2 separate regions of the Homo sapiens genome follow, and region 1 is linked to region 2. Evidence: read pairs that join two places in POLR2A ChIA-PET (ENCODE). Cell type or tissue: GM12878. All regions are shown on one strand. Links, peaks and the distances in the headings refer to the core of each region. The heading gives the core; the rest is flanking DNA.

Region 1 (4,381 bases), core at 133-4,132, 370 kb after region 2:
TCACAGACAGTGCACCCGTACCCATGCAGGCTGATGTACCTGGAGGAGCCAAGATTCTGGGTGTCCCGAGCAGTGGCTTCATCAGCCAGAGCTAAGGGGGTCCAGCCCCACCAGGATGGCCTCTTGCAGTCAGTCCAGAAACACCAACCATCAGAGTAGCAGCCTCAGAGGGAAATTTCACAAAACCTATGCCAGATACAAGAGCACTTTGTTAGCCTCAAATCCTTGGTGGTCAAGAACATGTGCAGAGGTTCGAGTGCTTCACTTTGCAGAAAGGACGAACTCCCACCACTGGGGCCCATGAGGGAGATGTGGGGGAGACACCGGCTGGCGCGCTCACGGCAGACCTTAAGAATGGTTGGCGGCCAGGTGCAGTGGCTCACGCCTGTAATCCCAGCACTTTGGGAAGGCGAGGCGGGTGGATCACCTGAGGTCAGGAGTTCAAGACCAGCCTGGCCAACATGATAAAATCCCATCTCTACTAAAAATACAAAAATTAGCTGGGCATGGTGGTGGGCACCTGTAATCCCAGTTACTTGGGAGGCTGAGGCAGGAGAATCACTTGAACTTGGGAGGCAGAGGTTGCGGTGAGCTGAGATCGCGCCATTGCACTCCAGCCTGGGCCACAAGAGCGAAACTCCATCTCAAAAAAAAAAAAAAAAAGAATGATCGGCAAGCAAGGGAGCAGTTGTTCTCAGTGTATGGGGAGATGGAGCCTGGCAGGCTCTGCTCTACCTCTCCTTGTCATGGCTCTCAGGCAGGGGCATCAGTGTCAGCCCCTCACCTCTCTTTGGCATCTGGCCAGGAGGAGCCTCAGCCTCCTGCTCCATGCCAGGCTCCTGTGTCTGTGCCCTGCACCTGTTCATTTCAGCTCTGCCCACAGTGATGTGCCTCCGCTCTGGCTCTGGCTCTGCTCCAGAACCTTCTCAGGCTCAGCCTTAACCCCAGCCAGATGCATCAGAGCCTTTAAGGTTGGCCCCTGCTCTGAGCCTGAACAGACGGGGGCAGAACCCACGTGGGCATGAAGTGGGAGGCTGAGCTCCACCGCTCTGAGCAGCCCCTTCCCCCTTCCCTGTGTGTGACTGCCGGGCTCCTGGGTCCCAGCTCCCTGGCCAGCAGTGCGGGCTGCAGAGGAAGACTGATCTGGGTTCGACTTATCATCCTGTTGCCTCGCAGCCACGTGGCCTTGGGCAAGTCACTTCACCTTTAGGAGCCTCGGTTTACTCATCTGTGAAATGGGCATCACAGAGCCTCCTTCAAGGCATTGCTCTCCAGATTAAAGGGGAAGCTATATAGTCCCTGCACATGAGCATCCCTCGCTTCTGGCTGCCAGTTTCCGCAGCATTCCCTGGCCGGGGAGCAGCCATCCCTGCCCTCTCAGACTCTCCCTCTGCCCACCTGGACCCCACGTGGGCATCCACTCAGCATCTCACATTCCCCACGGCCCAGGAACATCACCAAGTCAGGCGGGGCTGAGAGAATGGCTCATAGCAAAAGCAGAACGTGGAGAAAATCAGATGCTTTTCTTAAGGGGAGCTTTCTAATGAACGTTCTTATTTTACTCTTTAAAGCTTTCAAATAAACAATAAATATAACTCCATTCAAAACACAAATTAACTTCTATGTTATAATATTAGGCAGGCTCCCACACTCTGCCCCTGCCTCTGAAGTTGTCGTTTTCATTCATTTCTCTTTGCATCTTCCGAAAGTGTTTCTTTATGCAAATATAGCAAATCTATGTTCTTACTCAGAGTGTAGCGCTTTGAGTGGCTGTTTTCACTTAGGGGCATAGTCTTATTGACAAATGGCAGTCTTTAAGTTTCTTCTGCTCCACACTTTATCCAGTCAGCCCCCTATTGATCGACTTAGGGGCTATTTCTATTTTTTGCTACTGTAAGTCATGCTTTGTGAATTTCCTCGCCTGGACGCTCTTGTCCGGAGGGGTGCTCGGCGGGGGCGGGCGGGGGGCGGGGCAGGGGTTTCTATAGGACAGATTCCTGCAAGTGGGGCTGGCGGGTCAAAGTGTAGGTGCACCAGGTAGTTGCAGCAGAAATCGCCAGGTTCCCTTCCTGAGAGGATCAGCACGTTCCACTCTGCCGGCTGCTGTGCATGCGGGGGCCTCTTCCCCTGCCTCATCCAGAGGGCGAGGCCACATTTATCTGCAGCACGTTTATACTCAACCATCAGGATTCCAGAGCCGGCCTGGGCTGGGCCAAGCGTGCACCCTGGGGACAGCGTGGCTCTCAATTTCAGAGCAGCTCTGTGGATCCACGGAGCCCAGGCTCCATTTCTGCCTCAGCCTGGCCTGACCCCATAGCCAGCCCCACCCCTGAGGCGGCGCCACACAGAGAAGCTGTCACTACTCATCCCTGCCTCAGTCAGCCTCAGTCCTGCACTGCCTACCCGCCCCCTCCACTGTCCCCACACCCCACCCAGTCCACCTGCCCGAAAGCCTCCTGGCCCTTGACTTCCTGACACCTTCTTAGTTTGCACAGAGAGGTTAAGTAACTTGTCCAGGGCTGCACAGCTGAGAAGCAGAGCCTGGAGGGGACAGTGGCAGCCTGACTCCAGGGTCCCTGCTCTCACTCAGGACACCCTCTTACCTCTGCATCATCAGCATTGCTCAGCATTGTGTCATTTGAGAGGCCTGGGGCCATCTGTTAGGAAGTGGGGGCAGGTGGGGACAGGAAAGGGTTCAGGATCAAGGTAGTGATGAGGGGAGTAAGCCCAGCACACCCAAGGGGCTTAAAGCCACCGGGGTACCTCACAATCCAGGAAGAAGCAGGGAGAACGCTTGAGGCTGGGGCATCGGGGAGGTGAGCCCTGTCCAGCCTGGATGCCCTCCGCTGAGCTCTGCTGACACCACCCCACGCTCAGCATGCACTGGCCTCTCCTCTTTCCCAGGTGAAATTTCACTCATCTTTATAACCCAGCTGAAACATCCCCTCCTCCAGGGGCTCCCCCTAGCCCCATGTCCTGCTGATACCTGAGCACACAGGTTCCAGCTCCTCTACGTGCCCCAGGCTCGTCAAGGGCAGAGCCTGGGCCTGACCTGCCCCTCTGTCCCCAGTGTGTCCAGCCCAGACTAGATCCAAGCAGGTGGCACAGAGGGACACTCACTCAATGGGGCTCCCTCCACATGTGCTAGGGGCTGAAGTGGGCAGAGCAGGGGAGACAGTGAGGACATCGGGGAGGATGTGGGACTTCGGCACAGTGACCCACAAAATGTGGACCACGGCTAGGCAGAGCAGGTGCCTCTGAACCACACAGCCACTCAGACCAGCTCTTCCCAGCTCAAGCCCACCCTGGCTCGACAGGGTGCCATTGCCTCCCACAGCCCAGCATGGGCACCTCAGCCCATCTCCACCCAGCTCACCCGGGCCCAGGTGCCAGCCCTAAGCTCCCTGCCGGGGATCCATAGCAAGAAGGGAGAGCTTCGGGCAGCCTGCAGCAGGGGATGCATGTGGCCTGGAGTGACACTTACCTGAGTTCAGATCCCACCTCCCTCGCTGTGACTGAGCGCAGGCCCCAAGGAAAGGCCAGCAAGAGGCCTAGAAACAGTATATGCAAATCAGCTACACCTGGCCCAGGTATCCCGCACGTGTTGTTTGCTCGTGGTCTCAGGTGCATGGGATCTGCTGCTGCTGGTTGTTGGTGGGGGCCCGGCCCAGCTCTCCACCTTGACCCTGGTCACCCTCAAGCCTGGGCTCAGGACTTCTCCCTGAGCTGTGCTCACTCTGGGTGCAGGGTATTGAGGGAAGAGCATGGGATTTGCCTTCAGGACCTGCAGTTTGGGTTCCAGCTCCCCCTTTAGCAGCCAGGTGACCTTGGGTGGGACTCTGAGTCTCAGTTTCCCCTTACCTGTGAAATGGGACTGATAGGATTTACCTAATCTGAGGTTTGATGTGATAAGTTGAGCACACCCTTGGCTCAGGCTCTGCTGACATTTGCCATTATTATTGGGACTGAACCGGCCTCACCCTTAGCCCAGGTTGGGTTCTCACTGAACCCCCAATCCTGCCCTGATTCTCTGGGGCTAGTAAGGGTGGAACTAGAAGGGGGACTTGGCCTGGGAGACATTCCTGAGAAAATGCCCCCAGGGAGCCTGGGTTTCCTTGGCTGGAGAGGCAGGGGGAGGAGAGGAAAGGGCACGCACTCATGAGCCCCTGATAAAGCATACCCTGTGTCAGGCGCCGGGGAAACAGATCGACCCTCACCTCTCGGCATCCCAGCAAGTCAGTGGGTCTTGTGTCCCCATTTGACGACTGAGAAGACAGAAGCCCAGAGCGGTGATCAGTTGCTAAAGGTCAGCTCCAGGCTGCCTTTCCTCCACACTTTGTGATCTTGGGCAAATTCCCTCACTTCTCTGAGCGTTGAGATC
Region 2 (4,381 bases), core at 216-4,215:
GTTGTCTGCCTTGGCCGAAAGATGAAAAAAAGCCTGAACCCCAACCCCCAGCTGGTTGAGAGCACCCTGCATTCTGCCTCATGGTGCAGTTAGCGATCACAGGCCTTCAGAAGTACAACATCAGCTCAGCAGGAACGCCGGCTCCCCGAGGACCCAGGCTTGACGATTCACCGGGGATCTCCTGGGCTGGGCTCTCCTTGGAAGTGAGGCCTTTTATTAAAAATAAAAGGGTTTTGCAGTTTGAAAAACTTTAAAGTCCCAGAAGCTTAGATGTGACATGGGTGTCCTCCACCCACATTCCTATCACTTCTTGGTCACTCGTTTTAATGTAGGTTTTGCACAAACATCCAAGACTCAGGATGGCCCAGCTCCCACAGTCCTTGAAAGGAGCTGTCTGCTGGGGACGTTTCTTAATTTCTTGCTGTGGTTGAGGGGCTGGGTCTGGAGATGGCTCTAATTGTGCTGCTTGAGACAGCTTGGGTCACAGCTTTCCCCTTCAGAGGCCCTTTTTGGGAATGAATGCATCTTTGGAAACTTTAAAATGAGGGGGGTGCATTGGTTCACTGGCACTGTGTAGTAAAGTGCCACAGGGGAGTGGCTCAGACATCAGAGAATTACATCCTCAGGCCTTTCGCCTTGGCTTGTAGATGCCGGCTTCTCCCCGTGTCTTCACATGGTCTCCCCTCTGTGTGTCTGTGTCCTCACCGCCTCTTTTATTTTATTTTTTATTTTTGTTTTTATTTTTTGAGACAGAGTCTCGCTCTGTCACCAGGCTGGAGTGCAGTGGTGTGATCTCAGCTCACTGCAACCTCTGCCTCCCAGGTTCAAGCGATTCTCCTGCCTCAGCCTCCCAAGTAGCTGGCATTACAGGCAGGTGCCACCACACCTGGCTAATTTTTGTATTTTTAGTAGAGACGGGGTTTCACCATGTTGGCCAGGATGGTCTTGATCTCCTGACCTCATGATCTGCCTGCCTCAGCCTCCCAAAGTGTTGGGATTACAGGCGTGAGCCACTGTGCCCAGCCTATTTTTTTTTTTTTTTTTGAGACAAGTTCTCACTGTGTCACCCAGGAGTAAAGTGGTGCCATCTCAGCTCACTGCAGCCTTGATCTCCCAGGCTCAATTGATCCTCCCACCTCAGCCTCCCAAGTAGCGGGGACCACAAGTGCACACCACTAGGCCCATCTAATTTTTGTATTTTTTGTAGAGATGGGGTTTCACCATGTTGCCCAGGCTGTTCTCAAACCCCTGGGCTTGAGCGACCCACCCACCTCAGCCTCCCAAAGTGCTGGGATTATAGGCATGAGCGGACATGCCCAGCCTGCACCCCTCTTTTTAGAAGGGCTGCGGTCCTATTGGATTAGGGCCCACTTATATGACCTCATTTAATCTTGATTACCTCCATAAAGACCCTGTCTCCAAATACCATCACATCAGAGGTGCTGGGGTTAGGACTTCAGCATGTGGATTTGTGGGGGGCATAATTTGCCTTGTACCGGGAGGATATGAAGTGTTCATGTTACTCTCCCTGTAGCCCTGAGAGCATCTCCCTTAGAGTATCCTATAAAAGGAGTCGCTGCTCACTCAGTTATGGGTTGTTCACCCCCTCGCTCACCCCAGCTCTGCAGAGAACTGGGGATCCCATCGGCCATGCTTTCTGGGCTGGCCTCTGGTCGCAGTCAGTCCCTCGCTGTGGCGCCCCCCCCTCCCCCAGCTCCTTCCCAGGGTGATGACCCGCTGACCCCCTGGGGTGCACCTGCTGCAAAGCAGCCCCCTTCCTTGGCATCTCTCAGCATTCTCCGTAGTGAGCCTGGCCTTTCTGATCTTGTTAGCTTTTTGTCTTCCTGCCGCAGATCAGAGCTTTGGAGTAAGTTTTGATATGAAATCGAATGCCAACACCGAAGTTTTAGAAAACAGTTTAATATTCCCTCTCAGTTCCGGCTGTTGCTAGGCTGGGGATGGGTTCAGAATAGCCATTTTGATGGAGGTGATTTCCCAGCAGGGGAAAGAAATAATTAAAACAGCATTACGGTGTCTCTTGCGGGATGCAGTGACATTCAAAAGCCACACTGACAAAAAGCCTGGGGCTGGAACGTTCTGTGCTGCCTGCATGGCATGTACAGGACCGCGGCCCCCTGGAGCTGGTGGAGTGGCCCAGCCTTGCCCTGCTCACAGGTGGACCTGGAGAGGGCACTGTGCCTTCCCAGGGATTGGGATTTGAAAAGAACAGAGCTTGGCCAGGTGCGGTGGCTCACGCCTGTAATCCCAGCACTTTGGGAGGCTGAGGCAGGTGGATCACTTGGGGTCAGAAGTTCGAGACCAGCCTGGCCAACATGGTGAAACCCCATGTCTACTAAAAATACAAAAATTAGCCATGCATGGTATGTATGCCTGTAATCCCAGCTATTCGGGAGGCTGAGGCAGGAGAATTGCATGAACCCAGGAGGTGGAAGTTGCAGTGAGCTGAGATCATGCCACTGCACTCCAGCCTGAGCAACAGAGTGAGACTCTGTCTCAAAAAAAAAAAAGAAAGAAAAAAGAAAAAGAAAAGAACAGAGCTGTGATTTTCAGCCAAAATGAGCAGCCCTGGCCCATTCTGTGTCATCAGAGGGGAGAGGACGGTTACTGTGGGAGGGGGCTTCAGCTTCTCAGGGAGGTCCTGGCGGCCCCCATCTAGTAAACCAGTAAACCCATGCCTATCCTCATGCCCACGTCACACTCTTGTGGGTTTCAAGTCGAACAGTAAAAGGAATCATAAGATCTGTGGGGAAGCTACATGGGCACTTGTGTTTCACAACAGGGACCCTTAAAGGCGATGTTTCCAGCAAAGGATGTGATTTTTTTTTTTTTTTTTTTTGAGATAAGTTCTCACTGCGTTGCCCAGGCTGGAGTGCAGTGGTCATTCACAGACACACACATAGCAGACTACAGACTACAGCCTTGAACTCCTGGGCTCAAGTGATCCACCCACTTCTGTATCCTGAGTCCCTGGAACGGCAGGTGCACACCACCGCACCCGGCTTGGATGTGATCTTTTGTCCACATTCTTTTCCAATTGGTTCAAAGGTGTAGGTGTGCCTTTTGCATACCTGGGAAGGGCCCCATTAGGCTCGACTCCTCATTTTTCTCCATTCACCATCAGTTTGAGTCTGAATTCATAGCATGGCCTGGACAGATGCAGCAAGGGGCCAGTTCCAAGGCAGAATTCAGGGTGAACTCGATTCCTATAGGCTTGGGATGAATGGCTGCTGGGACATGAGGCTTGGGTGTGAGATGCCCCGTCTGCTGCTGCTCTTGGTTCTTAGTTCAGAGAAATTCTGGGACCCTTCCTCCTCCCGGCACCACGTTTTCAGTGAATGGTTCTTTGAAGAGGAACCCTGGTCCATAGGAACTGAGTGAAAGCAAGGCCAAGTATGTCCACCCATGGGGACAAACGTCCCAGCACAAAGGGGTCTCAGGCCTGCAAGGCCCAAGTGGACGCTCGGACAAGGGCAGGAAGGTATTTGCTGATTCTCCTTCTCCATGTGACGTGTCTCTCAACCCACACCAGCTAGGGGAGCCTCCCGCAGCTTCAGTTCCCCTTTGACGCCCACACAGTGTTATGCAAGCACCGAGCCCAGAGTCCCGCTGGGCCGTGGTGTCCTAATTGTCTTGGTGACAAAGAGCAATTTTATTTTAAAGCAACTGAATCCTTTCCCCCTGTTTTGTGTGCCAGTATTTTACTGTCTTCTTAATTGTTTTAAGCAATGTTTACTTTGGATTTCTGGATGTTATATAAAAGCCACGAAAACCCTGGCCATGCTGTTTGTCAGGCCCACCTGGCTGAGTGCAGGAAGCAAGCGCTTTTCAGGAGCTCACTGCAACACCGGGCAAACACTTCTTCCGCCAGGGATGCGGTTAGGACAATGCCACGTGGCGTCACAGTATGCTGTTATTTATTCCAATAAAGACCTCGTGAGCATGGGCCTGTCCACCGTCTTTGTTTGGCTGCTGTTTTAATCTTTCATGCATTTAGCAGTCATGGATGGTGCCAGCGAAGGAACAGGTGCCAGGGCGTTGTGACTCCACCCAGCGCTGCTTCCCGGGACCTTCCAATTGGACAGGAGCTGGGGGAAGAGCTGGTTCACAGCCCTTTGTGGGGGATGGGACTTTGGGAACCCCAAACTTCTGCTGGGACCACAAGGAGAAGAGGGCAGCAGAGTCACAGCTGCAGGTGAGTAATAAAGGCTCATCTGCCCCTCTGCCTGGGTCCAGACCATACGTGCACAAAGCTAGCGGCCAGGAGCACAGGCTGCATGACACATGGAGGTGGTCTCCTTACTTTTCATGATGTGACGTCACTGGGCCTTGCATGCTGACCAGTAAGTGACCGCTGTTGACT

What was found. ChIA-PET counts read pairs that join two places held together with the same protein. Peaks named below come from ENCODE experiments on the same cell type or tissue, not always from the same donor. Only the 100,000 strongest peaks of a DNase experiment are listed, where the experiment ranks them.
Region 1: POLR2A ChIA-PET joins it to region 2 with 8 read pairs; 2 of 35 experiments call an interaction of 5 or more read pairs at or near these places.

What each region holds. Positions count from the first base shown.
Region 1 is chr22:44,541,814-44,546,194 of GRCh38, forward strand. LOC105373059 (a long non-coding RNA gene) reads right to left here. Exons shown (of 3, transcript XR_938300.2): 2 at 40-186. Among named protein-coding and RNA genes, the nearest start is that of LINC00207, 25 kb to the right of the region's middle. RefSeq lists enhancers at 1,715-2,269, 2,270-2,824, 3,380-3,933. In GM12878, for the core only: no CTCF peak of the experiment used is centred there; a DNase peak (open chromatin) is centred at 1,748.
Region 2 is chr22:44,168,979-44,173,359 of GRCh38, forward strand. PARVB (parvin beta) reads left to right here. Exons shown (of 13, transcript NM_013327.5): 13 at 1-3,961. It also overlaps a transcript of PARVG not described here. Among named protein-coding and RNA genes, the nearest start is that of PARVG, 9.8 kb to the right of the region's middle. RefSeq lists enhancers at 1,119-1,640, 3,455-3,634, 3,645-3,694. In GM12878, for the core only: no CTCF peak of the experiment used is centred there; no DNase peak of the experiment used is centred there; H3K27ac peaks cover 722 bases.